Regions from separate parts of the Homo sapiens genome. Here regions 2 and 3 are each linked to region 1. A link is a contact called in ENCODE Hi-C or POLR2A ChIA-PET data. All regions are on one chromosome and are shown on one strand. Each heading gives the region's core, a stretch centred on a gene start or an enhancer-like site at or near the end of the contact. The rest is flanking DNA. Distances are from core to core; before and after follow the strand shown.

What was found. A loop is a pair of places that touch in the nucleus more often than their neighbours do. ChIA-PET counts read pairs that join two places held with the same protein, here RNA polymerase II (POLR2A). Pooled maps may share reads with other maps.
Region 2: a loop to region 1 is called in a map of PC-3, with 9 times the contacts of the local background. The contact joins two enhancer-like sites. A Hi-C loop is called at or near these places in 6 of 168 maps with a recorded cell type or tissue (Calu3, PC-3, PC-9 and 3 more) and 5 of 50 pooled maps. POLR2A ChIA-PET finds 5 or more read pairs at or near these places in 1 of 52 experiments (PC-9).
Region 3: a map of PC-9 shows a loop between it and region 1 (5-fold over the local background). The contact joins two enhancer-like sites. A Hi-C loop is called at or near these places in 4 of 168 maps with a recorded cell type or tissue (PC-3, PC-9, chondrocyte and 1 more) and 4 of 50 pooled maps.

Annotation. Positions count from the first base shown.
Region 1 is chr2:237,023,661-237,027,973 of GRCh38, reverse strand. The region is part of intron 1 of COPS8-DT (COPS8 divergent transcript); the gene reads left to right. Among named protein-coding and RNA genes, the nearest start is that of COPS8-DT, 60 kb to the left of the region's middle. Within about 2 kb of position 1,998, at least 2 of the 41 ENCODE cell types and tissues checked have a DNase peak (open chromatin) inside an H3K27ac peak, as active enhancers do; they include PC-3, where a contact is called at or near this core.
Region 2 is chr2:236,745,538-236,750,296 of GRCh38, reverse strand. No RefSeq gene overlaps it. Among named protein-coding and RNA genes, the nearest start is that of ACKR3, 180 kb to the right of the region's middle. Within about 2 kb of position 1,701, at least 11 of the 41 ENCODE cell types and tissues checked have a DNase peak (open chromatin) inside an H3K27ac peak, as active enhancers do; they include PC-3, where a contact is called at or near this core.
Region 3 is chr2:236,662,635-236,667,348 of GRCh38, reverse strand. No RefSeq gene overlaps it. Among named protein-coding and RNA genes, the nearest start is that of ACKR3, 95 kb to the right of the region's middle. Within about 2 kb of position 3,393, at least 15 of the 41 ENCODE cell types and tissues checked have a DNase peak (open chromatin) inside an H3K27ac peak, as active enhancers do.

The DNA of each region.
Region 1 (4,313 bases), core at 749-3,248:
ATAGCATAAAAAAAGAGGACCGTGCACAATAAATTAAACAATCTTCAGGCTCCCATTGCAAAGGGTCACTTTCAAATAACTTTCATTCCAGCTGTGTGTCTTTGGGCGAGTTCGTTAAATCTTCTTTTGGCCTCAACTTTCCCATCTTTGAGAGGTCAAGTCTCACATGGCTATGGTGAAAATCAAATGAGGTGAAGGATGTTGAAAGGACTTAGTAAAAGATCCAGTCTACACAAATCGGAGCTTCCATGGCCGTCATTAATACTGACCATCTTTGATAACTTTGCTGCAACCTATCTTGAAATCACTTGAGATGATAGTACTGCCTTCATGTCACCCACCGGCCACCAGGTGGACTCAGCTGCCCTGGCTTGGTGGCTGCATATCCAATTTCTCACTGCTTCCTAAGTGTCCTCCCGTCTCTAAGCCGCACCTTCAGAAGGGGAGAATGACTTTCCTGTAGAGGAAGACTGTTCCTCAGTCAGGTGGTCAGATGCAGTCCCCTTACCCTGTAACCTCTCTCCTCCCCTGTGTTTCAGGGCTCACTCATGGAGCTCATGGAAGTGGGCAGATGGCAGGTAGGGTAGAGGTTGGGGGTCGGGAGCTTTCCTCCTTCCCTAGGGCTCTGGCACAACTTCTCCTGTTCACCCCTTTCATGGAAGAGACATTTCCCCTGAAGTTCTACCCTTGAGTCTCCTGTCTCTTAACTCATGGTCTCCTGGGCAGTCTCATCTACTCTGTGACTCCGGCTCTTGCCCCCTAGGCCACTCTAAATGCCACCTCCTAATGTGCCCAGGGCTCCGAGGGAGTGCACGGTGCACAGCGGCCTCTCAGCAAATACCCCTGAAATGAATGCACCCTGGGCTTCCCATGCCTCCTTCTTGTCCCTGGACACACTGCACTCCCCCATGAGCTCCCTCAGATCCTTCCTCCCTTCCTTGCCCTCCCCAACTCCATGTTTCCCACCAGGGTTAACTCTGTCCTTGCCAAGCCCGATCCTGTGGGCCGTCACTCCATCCTCTTTCATGTTCCTCCCTTCAGTTTCTTTTTCCTCTGGTGACTTCTCGGCACCGATACTCTGCTCATCCATTCCTGGGCCCCCTGCTCTCGGGCCGCTCGGCACTTCTGGTAGACACAGCCCACCTGGTCTCCATTCCCAATGAGGCCATCTGCGGCTGCTCAGTATCTCCCATACCCTGTTCATCTCTCTCCTCCAAATGACCTGGCCTCCTGGCCTCCTTCTTAGTAAGTTAATGAAATTTCTCTCGCCACTCTTCCCTTCTTCCTTTGGGAACAGAGCGTGCATCTCCTTCTTCACTCAGGTGAGTCCCTCTGTCTGGCTCTGAATTCCATCCAATAGATCCAGGCTCTGGGGCTCCCAGTCATCCCCTCCTCCCGGTGTCTGTTGCTTCTTCTGTCACTGCCTCCTTCCCTTCAGCCTGTCCACCTGCTCTGTGGTTTCAGGTATTTGCACACACACCACAGCCAAAGGCACACACCTTTCTGGGACCCGGTTTAGTGTCAGGAAACCACCTTATCTCTTTGTGCTGCTTTCCATTGATTCAATGCATGTAAAGTGTTTAGAATAGATGATGGATATTAGTGAGCGACCATCATCATCATTGTAATTTTTGTAGCAAACATTCTTAAATGTTTGTCCAAGTTCACCACCTCCATTTCCTCCTCCTCCAAAAGCCCCTGAAATCTCAGAAGCCACAGCCTAGCTTTGATTCTGCCACACCCTGAAGGTATTCTGACTAAGATAATCACTGGCATCCCAGTCACCAAATCTAAAGGAGGATTTTGGCCCTCGTCATACTCTACCTCCCCATCAGCTTCAGATCCAGCTGGAGCCTCTCTCTTTTTTCCCTGAAATGCTCTCCACCTTCCTCAGATTGGGCAGCCCGTACCCACAGCTGACCCCACCCCCAAGCACAGCTGAGGCTCCTCCTCATCTCTCTGACCTTGAAAGTCAAGGTAATCCTTGGTCATCGTTGGAGTCATCAGGGCTCAGTCCTCTGAGCCCCTCTCTTTTCTGTCCTCACTCACCCCTACGGGACCTCATGCTGTTTCCTGGCTTTAGATATCATCTATATCCTGACCACTGGCAAATATACTCGCTGGCCCTGGCCTTCCCCTTGAATTCCAGACTGGTGCACCTGAGCTTCTCCTTGACATCTGCTGCTCTCGGACATTCAGTGGGCATCTGAAGCTCACCATGTTTGAATCAGACTTCTGATGTTTCCACCAAACCTGTTCTTCACATCTGTCTCCAATTTCAGTGAATTCTTCCAATTGCTTAAGTTTGGAGCGAACGTTCATTCCTCTCTACTTCTTACACCCCACATGAAACTACCTAGCAGATTATGTTGGTTGGCTTGAGAATCAGGTCACATTCTCCCCCCTATACTAACCCACCCTGCTCCAAGCCCCTATCAGCTTCTCCCAGCTCCCCACAATAGCCTTTTAATGATCCTCCTGCATCAGATCTAGCTCCCCTGCCCTCTCCCCTCTGCATTGCTATAGCCTTCTGTCAACATCAGTAAAATTAATATCAGTTTTGTCAGTTAAGTCAGCCACAGGGATCCTGTTACAATCAGATCATGTCATTCCTCTGAGCAAAACTCCCCCCTGGCCTCCAGCTCACTCCTTCCAGACCAAAGTCCTCATGACGTGCGAGGCTGTGAGTGGCCCTGTCATACTGACTCATCTCTTACTTCTCTTCCCCATTCCTTCTGTTCAAGCCAACTGCCCTATGCACTATGCCCTGAACACGCGACACACCCCTGCTTTGTGTCTGTGCACATTCTGTTCCTTCTGTTCCCGAAGGTATTTGCATGGCTCCCTCCCTGACTTCCTTCGACCCTTCATTCACACCTTCTTAGTGCATCCTTCTCTGGCCAGGGACACTATGATTTCACCCCTCCTCCCTTCACTACATAGCCACTTCTCCTCTTTGCTTTAAATATTCTTATACTAACACTTAATAGCTAACATTCTACGTGTTTTATTATTTATCTTGTATATTGTTGGTCTCCCCAGTGTCTTACTAGAATAGAAGCTTCATGATGCAGGGTTTTTTTTGACAGCTTTCCCACCCCAGAAATAGAAACAGAGCCCAACCCATAGTTGGAACTCAATAAATAGCTATACAATCAATAAGTGAAGATTCTTTTTAAAACCTTTTTCATATGCCCATCTTCTGCTCCATAGACTTTGGTGTCCCCTTATCTCATTGATATTTTCTTTAGGGTATTTTATCCATGCCCTGGGCTTCACCTGGAATGACACCATGTGATGGAGAGCAATATTGTCCCATAGCTTTTATTTCTTCCTGAAACCACACCCTTTTCAATACAACTTTGAAGCAGAAGCAGAATATACATTCTCCAGCCAACTGAAGATGGACTCAACTATGTGATTTGCTTTGGGAGTCTTAACAAACATGTGGAGCCTGAGTCCAGCCAAGCTTAGCAGCAATGAGCAGAGCCCCCACAGCTGACCATCTCACATGCTTCTGAGTTTGGGGAGGTAGTTTGTTATGCAGCAGTAGCTGACTGATACATATTTTAGTAACCCCCAGGTTCATTCCTGAGTCTAAGTCTCTATCCTGAGTTCAAGGTCCAAGTTCCACTTTTTAACTGCCTCCTGGACATGGGTCCTGAACATCTTGCAGGGATTTAGCAGCTGTCTTTCTCATCTTCCACCCCATTCCCAGCCAGCTCTGAATTAGCCAGGACACTTTAAATTATCAGGCAATTAATTGGCTCATTAAACTGGAAAGCCCAGTGGCAGGATAGACTTTGGGTCAGCAAATCCAGTGGCTCCATGCTGCCATCAGGGATCCAATTTGTTCCTGTCTGGCTGCTTGGCCTTCTATTGTGTTGGTTTCATTCCAAGGCTGGCTGCCTTCTTGGACCTAGGATGGCTGCTGTTGCAGCCTGGGCTTCTTTAAATACACACAATAGCCGGGAGGAGGTCTTCCCACAACTCTCAAGCTCAAATCTAGAGCTTTATGCTGGTTGGATCACCCTTGAAGTGAGCAGTGTGGCCAGGGGAATATCATTTGCTGAATGGCTCAGAACTGTGCTGTTTGAACCACATCAGGTGGATGGTGTCTGGCTCCTTGACAGAGACCTGTGGTGGGGTGGGGACCTGTAGAACTGGCATGGAGTCCATTGCCCCAAAGAACTCAGTTACTGAACAATGGGAGAGGAAGAAAGGATGTCAAGGAGACCCTGGCATCTGCCACATGTCCCTTCTGTAATTCCAATATTTATATGCTGTCTAGTGGTTGTTTTGGTTGGTGTTTT
Region 2 (4,759 bases), core at 452-2,951, 280 kb after region 1:
CTCTCCACCCATTGTGGGGACTCAGGGTCTCTCTCCACCCAGTGTGAGGACTCTGGGTCTCTCTCCACCCAGTGTAGGGGCTCAGGGCCTCTCTCCACCCAGCATGGGGACTCAGGGCCTCTCTCCGCCCAGTGTGGGGACTCAGGGTCTCTCTCTGCCCAATGTGGGGACTCAGCCTCTCTTTGCTCAGCGTGGGGACTCAGGGTCTCTCTCCGCCCAGTGTGGGGACTCAGGGCCTCTCTCCGCCCAGTGTGGGAACTCAGGGTCTCTCTCCACCCAGTGTGAGGACTCAGGGTCTCTCTCTGCCCAGTGGGGGGACTCGGCCTCTCTCTGCTCAGTGTGGAGACTCAGGGTCTCTCTCCGCCCAGTGCGGGGACTCAGGGTCTCTCTCCACCCATTGTGAGGACTCGGCCTCTCTCTGCTCAGTGTGGGGACTCAGGGTCTCTCTCCACCCAGTATGAGGTCTCAGGGTCTCTCTCTGCTCAGTGTGGAGACTCAGGGTCTCTCTCCGCCCAGTGTGAGGTCTCAGGGTCCTTGCATGAGCTCTTTCCTCTCCTGGGAATTCCTTTTGCTTCCGGGCTGACACCAGTGATCCTGGAGGTCTCCATGTGAATGTCCCTTCCTCAGGAATCCTTTCCTGGCCATTATTCCTCAGCAAGCACACTTTCCTCTCCTCAAAACTCTTCCCACAATTGTAACCAAACACCGACTTGTGTGAAGCAGGTGATTTGTCTTCCTGCTGCACTGTGAGTGCCACGGGGGCCTGGAGCACGTCTCCCTGTGTGTCACCAAACCACCAGTGCCTGACTCAGAAAAAGCAGCTCAGAAATATCAGGGGAATTGAATAATTCATCCAAATATCAAATTTCAAAAGCATGGTGCAGAAAAATATCAGTGGCTTTCATCAACCACACACTAAAACATTAGATGGGTCTAGATGCAGGCATAGTTACAAATGTGGCGTCCCCACGGAGGCATGGCCCCGTCACCCTGGGCACCAGCCAGGCCACACCCTGAGTATTCTAGTTGTACCATTCTTCTTTAAAAAGATACTGGTTGAAATACATGTGGACTGGGACATGCTCTCCCTTCTGGAGGGTAAGGTAGCCCACATCTTACTTAATGCAAAGCGCTGCTATTTCCACTAAAGTTTTCAGGAGCCTAGTTCTAGTTACCTTCATACAATGCCTGGCCCACTGTAGGTGTTCCCTGAAAGTCCAGGCAGCAGGCCAGCTGCAGCGTGAGCAGCTGCAGGGAGGGAGCCTCAGGGCTGTCCCTGAAGGAGCCAGCCCAGCCTGGCCACCTCCAAAGCCCGCATGCTTCAGGGGAACATGAGGCGCTCAGCCCTCCTCTGGCTCAATTCAGGCAAAACAGGAGAAAACGCATATAACGTTAGCCTGGGGGACCTGTCAAAATGCTTTCCAGCCTTAAGCTTCTGCGATTTTAAAATTGTCTTGGGCTAAATGGTCAGGACTCAAAGGAGGGATTGGGAGGGTTGGGGGATGCTTACAGTCGGGACCCAGCCCGTCCTGGAATTGGACATAAAACAGCCAATTGAAGGAAAAGAATTGGGAGGCCCTGCTGGGATTCAGTCATAAGAGGAAATGAAACCAAGGGAAATTATTTAATACCGGTATTTCCTAATCATAACTTTTTGCTTCTTTGAACCGCCCTATGGGCCAATCTCATTGCAATCTTGCATTGAAGGAGGAAGAGGGTGGAGGAGAGGCGGTTGCTGCGGCATTTGGCTCTGCCTCAGGGTGACACTTCCGAAGGAGGTCCCCACCAAGCCCTGTGTCCAGAGCTGGGAGCGTTCTGAAAGGTAAACCCAAGGTCAGAGAATGACTCCCCAGTGCAGAAGAGAAGACGGATGACTCCTGCAGTACCTGAGACACCACCTCCTGAGCCAGCCACTTCCTGCTGGGGGCCTGAAAAAGACAGAACCAAGACATGAGGGATCTGGTGGTGTTTCCTGGATGTCTGGGGCTTGGGGATTCTGTGTGCATGGTAGAGAGGGGGTCCCAACTCCCAAACTCCAGCAGCAGTGAGCAGAGCTGCACAGGTTGTCCGAGCAGAAACAGGAGAAAGGAGGTCTGTCCCCATGTGGGGGCCTGCACGTCTCACACCTTCAGTGTGTGGGCTGAGGATGAGGCCTCAGGCTGCAATGAGCATGCTGTCCCCAGACACTAATGTCGGCTTTCCCTTTGCCCAGACCTGGACAGTCACTCAGGTGTGGGGTCAGCGCTGAAGCACCGGCTGTTTCCTAGAAACACAAGCACACCCTCAGGCCTCCCTCCCTCTACAGGAGAATGTAACCAAATATTCCATTTCTCCAGTGGATCTGTGTGCCAAGGGAAACTTAACTGCCACTTGGAGCATAACTGAAGGGGTGACAAATTATTTAGGGGATATTTGGGTTGCAAGGAATATCCTTTTAAAAACAACAAAGTGCCATCTTTTGCTTTTATCATGATGGCACATGGTGGGGGGGAACTACATTTTTATTTGCTTGTTGTTGGGTACAGAGTTGCTTTCACGTTTCTCCTTCTCACACAGGTCCAAGTGCCCAGCCTCCCTCTGTCACCTCCCCATCCCCCTGTCAGAGCACTCAGGCCTGTCCCCAGGGAGTTCTACGGGCTCCCTGCAGGCCCTCTGAGGGGCCTCCCATCCCACGGGACCTGCCTCCATCAGCCTCATACAACTTGCTTTGCCTCTGGCCACTCTGATCCGCGCCCCCACGTTTGCAGCGCTTAATTATGTGTGGACTCCTGTGCTTGCTAGTTCAAAAAAGACCCTGAAAATAATCCAGTTTAACCTCTTCATTTTAGAGATAAAGACACTAAATTAAGTAGGTAAGGAATTTAAGTTCCACTCAGGGTCAACCCAGACATTTAATGGAAGAATAAAAATCAACCCCCTCATCTTCCCATCACTCTCTGCCACACCACGATGGCATCTGACTGTTTCATGTTTATGTCAGATGCACCATTGATTTGATAAGGGGCTTTGACAATACTTTTTAAAATAGAAATAATAAGGAAACACTTCCACATAAATGGAATTGCATCCTGGATTTCAGAGAAATGCTTAGGTGAGGGGAAGAGGGGTCTTGCGATCCAGGAAATGTCCTTCTACAGCCCTGTCCACTACCCAAAGCCTCGCCTGCCCCACAGCCCCGGTGCTGAGATGGGGTTCTGAGATGGGGGGACCGTGTGTGGTGGTCCTGCCAGGTAGATGGAGCGATTCGCTAGTGTGGCTCTCGGGTCATGACCCTCCCTGTTGTGGGTCCCAGGGGGTGGGTTATTGGAATTGCAAGCTCCCCGATGTCTGGCTTTGCCGGCACCCACCTGCAGCCTTGCCATGGCACTGTCCCCTCAAGCTTCTGCTTAGAGGCTGTCACCCGGAAGAATTGCTGAGGCCAGCCCTGCCTCTCACCTAGGGTATTGACGGTCATTGTGAAGAGCATAATGCTTTCCACTAATCCATCGAGATGAGGCAACATAACAGCACTATTCCTATCCATAGAAATAAATAGAAAGGAGCTGATATCCTCATCTCTTGATGTGATGGGGCTACATGCTTTGATCATCGAAGTGCTTCTGTATACTTGATCTCAAGAGGGGAGAGCAGTGCAGAGGGAAATAGTCAACTTTTTTGTTTTTGTAAGTAGCACAGTAGACTTTTTTAATGATTAAATGATTTTTTTCCAGATTTGATAAAACTGAAAGGAACTTTTGTTTTCTGTTTCTGTTGGGCTGATTTAAAGAAGAGATGAAATTAAAAAGATAAATAACAACAACAAACAACAAACAAAACAGTAACTGGGAAAGCTTCTAGAAAGCCAAGGGTATCTTTTCATCTTCCATCCTAGCTGAATCTCCTACTCTGTCTTCTGCACTGATTTTCTCTTTCTTTTATACCTTAGACAGGGTTCTGCCTAGTCCTATTTTTATATCTTTACAAGACACAAGATTACAGCCTACTCCCCATTTTAGGACTCGAATGACACTTTCACTATTTGACATTTGTTTTGGTCTGTCGAGCTAAGAATAATTTGTGGGAGCCCAACAGCTGATTTTAATAAAAGAACCATGGAAATAATATTCGAAACAAACACAAAGCATCAGCCATCTCCAGCAAAGGAGCTGGCATGCAAATCCAGATTATCTTCCCCACCTGGCCACCCTCATGCTGGCCTGGGAGCTCACAGCATTCAGCACACAGGTTCAATCTTGACGGGATAAGCCTGCTTGTGTTTCAGAGCTGGGTGGCAGACAGGCCACTGGTGCAATTCTGTGTCTCACGCCCTGGGGGATTGTTCACTGTGCCTCAGCCCTCCTACCAGAGAGCTTATTCATGAGACAGGTATGTACTTGGGCAAACACAGAAAGCAATGCAGAACACGATTAGAAAAGCAAATCTTTTGCCTTTTCTATTTAGAGCTGGGGATGAAGAGGAATGTGTGTACCTTTGTCTTAAGATACACAGAGATACCATCAGTCTGGAGGAATTACTAAAATGAATTTATTTAGAAGACACAAACTCCTGGTATAAATTTTGTGAATTTTGAACTTTATTTTTAGATCCAAAGTAAAGTAATCTTGGGTTCTAGCCTAAGAGGCTTCCAACAGTTCTATATTCTTATACCATTCTGTCCAGAGCAGGAGTGGCAGCCCAAGGAGCTATGGAGCCTGGCCCTCCTCTTTCAGATCTCCTTAACACCACTTTCCCTGCAAATAACCTTCCTTGTTAGTTGGGA
Region 3 (4,714 bases), core at 2,144-4,643, 360 kb after region 1:
AACACCTGTTCTCTCAGAGAAGTCACCTGTGGGCAGGTGGGTATCACAGGCAAAATTCACCCCATTAAAGGCAGGAGAAGCTATAATCCCAGCACTTTGGGAGGCCAAGATGGGTCAATCACTTGAGCCCAGGAGTTCGAGAATAGTCTGGGCAATATAGCAAAACCCCATCTCTACCAAAAAATACAAAAATTAGTCAGGTGTGGTGGCACTCACCTGTAGTCCCAGCTACTTGGGAGGCTGAGGCTGGAGAATCCCTTGAACTCAGGAGGCAGAGGTTGCAGTGAGCCAAGATCGCGCCGCTGCACTCCAGCCTGTGCTACGGAGCGAGACCTTATCTCAAAAAAAGACAGTAGAAGCCACCCTGGCCTTGGCTCTCCCGAGAATGCAGAGAATTCTTAGCAGCCGAGTTACCCACGGTACCAAGGACCTCGATCAGTTTCCCGTTGCTGCTGTAACAAATCACCACAACGTAGCCTAAAACAACCCACATTTACCATCTTTCAGTTCTGGAGGCCGCATGTCTGACATGGGTCTGCAGGGCTGAAGTCAACGTGTGAGCAGGACTCTGCTCTCTCTGGAGGCTCTGGGGAGAATCCAGTCCCTGCCTTTTCCAGATTCTCAAGGCTGCCTGCATTCCTGTGCTTGTGGCCTCTTCCATCTCCATAACCCACAGTTAGATCACGCTGTTTTCTGCTTCCATCCCCAAATCTGCTCTCCTGACCGACTCTTCGTCCTCCCTCTTCTATATTCAAAGACCCTTATAATGACATTAGGCCCACCTGGAAAATCCAGAATGACCTCCCTGTGTTAAGATCATCTGCTTAACAACCTCAAGTTCATCTGCAATGTTGCTTCCCCTCTGCCCTGTAACTAACATATCCACAGTTCCCAGGGATTAGTATGGGAACATCTTTGGAGGCTATTATTCTGCCCACCACAGTCATATTCCCAGGAGTAATGAGACAATGGAGAAGTCCTGCCTGCAGGAATTTTCATTCTAGCAAATACATCCCTGAGCAAACACAAACACAGATTACGGTAACGCAGTGCAACTGTGATTCCAACCAGCTGAGGCCAGTCTTGAAGGGAAAATAGGATGCAATCCATTAAACTCAAAGGACTCTTCATCAAGTGCTCACCATGTGCCAAGTACTACATCAGATGCTTGGAATAAGAGGATAAATAGGAGAGAGCTGCCATAACAGAGCTCACGGGTTAGTAGGGAACAGTCCCAGTGGCTGAGGCCTGGTGCCATCCACATTCTCAGGGCAGGTGGGGCGGGCAGGTGGAGAGACCCCAGGTTTCAAGCCATGTCTTTGGGTAAATTATTCACTTCTTTAAAACTCCACCAATTTAGCTGCAAAGTGGAGATGAGAATGGCTACTTCCGAGGGCGTGGTGGGAAGGGGGAGATACCGCAGGTGGTGCCTGATGCATCACTGCACAAGGCTATGTTGAGTCTTGTGGTCATGGTGGCCACGTGGTCATTGGGGTGGTGGCTGAATTTCCACGCAAGCCACATCAGAGCAGTTCCAGTCTGTGCTCCTGTCATTCCATCCTTGGTTTTCTCTCCCTCCTTTGATCTTACAGAAGCACCAACTTCTCCCTACCCCGTCATTCATATCGCTCATGACTCATCTGCCATCTTTTTTTTTTTTTTTTTTTTTTTTTTTTTGAGGCAGAGTATCACACTGTCGCCCAGGCTGGAATGCAATGGCGCAATCTCGGTTCACTGCAACCTCCACCTCCCAGGCTCATGAGATTCTCCTGCCTCAGCCTTCCGGGTAGCTGGGATTACAGGTGCACACCACCATGCCCAGCTAATTTTTTGTATTTTTTTTTTTTTAGTAGAGACGGGTTTTCACTATGTTGGCCAGACTGGTCTCGAACTCCTGACCTCGTGATCTGCCCACCTCGGCCTCCCAAAGTGCTGGAATTTCAGGTGTGAGTCACTGCGCCCTGACTCATCTGCCATCTTTTAACCTAAAGGAAGAGGAGAAAGGCAGCTCTTTGGACAGCTGTCTGGGAAGACCAGTCCTGCAGCCCCTTAAGGAGTTCTCCTTCCTGCTGAAATTGGCACTGTCTTTGGTGGCACCTCAGGCTGGCTGTACAAAGAGCGTGGTCCCACTTCAATTTGGCCAATTATTAGCTATGTGACCCCAGACTACCTGCATAACCTCTCTGGTCATCGCATATAATATCAGGAACTGGACCAGTCAGGTTTGCACATTTTATTTTTCTTTTCTTTAGCAGTGGTACCCTTTCTTCAGCAGAAATCTTGAGTAAAATGCAGTATGTGAAACCAGTCAGAAGGAGATGTCGGGGACCAAGAGCCCTGCCTCCTGGTGACCCATCACCTCCCTCCTGCTGTAGAACCCCTGAGCTGCCCTCAGAGGAGGCACAGGTTGAAAGGCTCCCACCTGAGTGGTCCTGGAAGCCCCTTTTGCACTAGGACTCCTTGAGCCTCTGCCTTCCAGACCCATGGGCTGTCCTGTGCTTTTTTTCCTGTTGGTTTTTTTGTTTGGTTGGTTGTTTTGTTTGTATGTTTTGTTTTGTTTCGTTTTGTTTTGTTTTTGTCGCCCAGGCCAGAGTGCAGTGGTGCCATCTCCACTCACTACAACCTCCACCTCCCAGGTTCAAGCGATTCTCCTGCCTCGGCCTCCCAAGTAGCTGGGATTACAGGTGCCCACCATCACGCCCGGCTCATTTTTGTATTTTAGTAGAGATGGGAGTTCACCACGTTGGCCAGGATGGTCTCAAACTCCTGACCTCAGGTGATCTGCCCACCTTGGCCTTCCAAAGTGCTGGGATTACAGGTGTGAGCCACCATGCCCGGCCTTTTCCTGTATTTAAATTGAGATTCCATATGGTTTTGTAGACCATTTAGAAATAATAATAATAATAATAATAACCCAGGGATGTGTGAAATGCTTCTGTATCCTCTTCTCCATTGTCAAGTTTGCCGTGATCTTCACTCGCATGATTGCACCGATCTTCACTCACACGATTGCACCGGGAGGCTGTTGCCTTAGTGCCTTTTCCAATTCAGACCAAGGACAGGCTTCTTCCAAGCCCAGTTGACAGCCCTAGGTCTACTCTGTCCCCTATCAATATCCTGTTTCTGTGTGTGGCCAAACAAAACAAAAAAAATCCCATGATTCACCCAGAAACTGTGCCTAATGATAGACAAATTAAATGTCTATAACTTGTTGTAATTACTTAATAAAGTTTGTCGAGCGCTTAAGAATCCATCTGGATGAAAGAAACATTGTTAATGTAAAACATGATTACAGCAACAACTACAATCATGCCAAAATTCCAGAGTCCCACCCCCTCAGTAAAGAGCATGAGCTGTGCCATTGGTATTCCGCCGCGGGATGCTGCCATGCAAACCAGCATCCCCGCCGGCTCCTGTGACATCTGCCCACCCAGGGTATTTGCTAACAAGAAGGATGGAGTGGGAGGTGTAAAGGAAAGAAGTGCAGTCCTCCAAAGTGAAATTATTCCCTTGTCTCCATTCTGTGAAAGCTCCGAGTCCAAGTGAGCTTGCTAAAATGTCAGCCACGTGCCTCAGTGATTAGGGCTGCGGTTTGGGCAGCCTGTCAAAGATTTTCCCAGGCGACGCTCAAGCCCCTTCTCAGCCCAGCGCAGGAGGTTTGGTGTTTTTACTGCAGGGCAGTCCAGAGTTTCTGGGAGAGCAAGTGATATCCTATAAGCCATCCACACACCTTCATTCCCCACATGCATCCTAAACTTTAAGTTAATGTTCTGCCTTTTCTTTTTCCCATTCAGGGAGATTCACATGTTTGGCCAAGATAGCCTGTCCCACTGACAGGACCGTAAAGCCAATCCAACTGGGAGGAGAGCCAGGGAGGCTGCGTTCGTGGACTTGAAGAGTCTAACAGGCCTGCTCCTGGAATTTCATCCCTCACTCTCCCCACTTCTCCCTCCAGCCCAGCGTGAACTTCACTCGTGCCAAAAAATCAACTGCATAAGAACAGGATTAAGCAGGAGGCTGGAGACGGAATTAAATAAAGTGCATGAATGAAACCTCAAGATTTTCTTAACTGTGAACTCACCAAGAGCCAACACAGCGGAGCTTATGAAATTTCACTAGGTGAGACTGTATGAGTGCTTCCGCACCAAGCCAAATTCAACCTCCCCATAGCTTCCCCCCAACATTTCTAAACCTGCCCTCTGGAATCATACCGATCAAACCTAATGTCTGAATGAATATGTTTATGCCCAGTGAAGCATAGAAGATGACTGCTGGGCATCCAAGTCTTCCCTTTCCCCAAATGAATTTTCGTGGGTCTCCTGTCCCTTGCCGCCCTGACAGTTCGCCACCCACTCATCACGTTGTGGGTCGACCCCAGTTTAGGGCTGCTGCTCCCATGAGTAGTTTCTTGAGCTGCTCTTTCCCTGGAGCTGTCCACTCTGATGCTGGAAGGGCTTCAATTTTGGGGTAGATCAGAGTTTCTCAAACTTAGCTCTATGGATCTTTTCACCCAGAGAATTATTTGTTCTGCGAGGTGGTCCTGTGCACTGTAGGATGTTTAGCAGCCACCCTGGCCTCTACCCACCAGATACCAGTAGCAACCCCCTCCCCGCAGTGACAAAAATGTTTCCAGACATTGCCAAGTGTCCCTTGGGGAACAGAGTCCCTCCTGACTGAGAACCACTGGGGTAGAATGTTTGATTAGGGTCCCCTT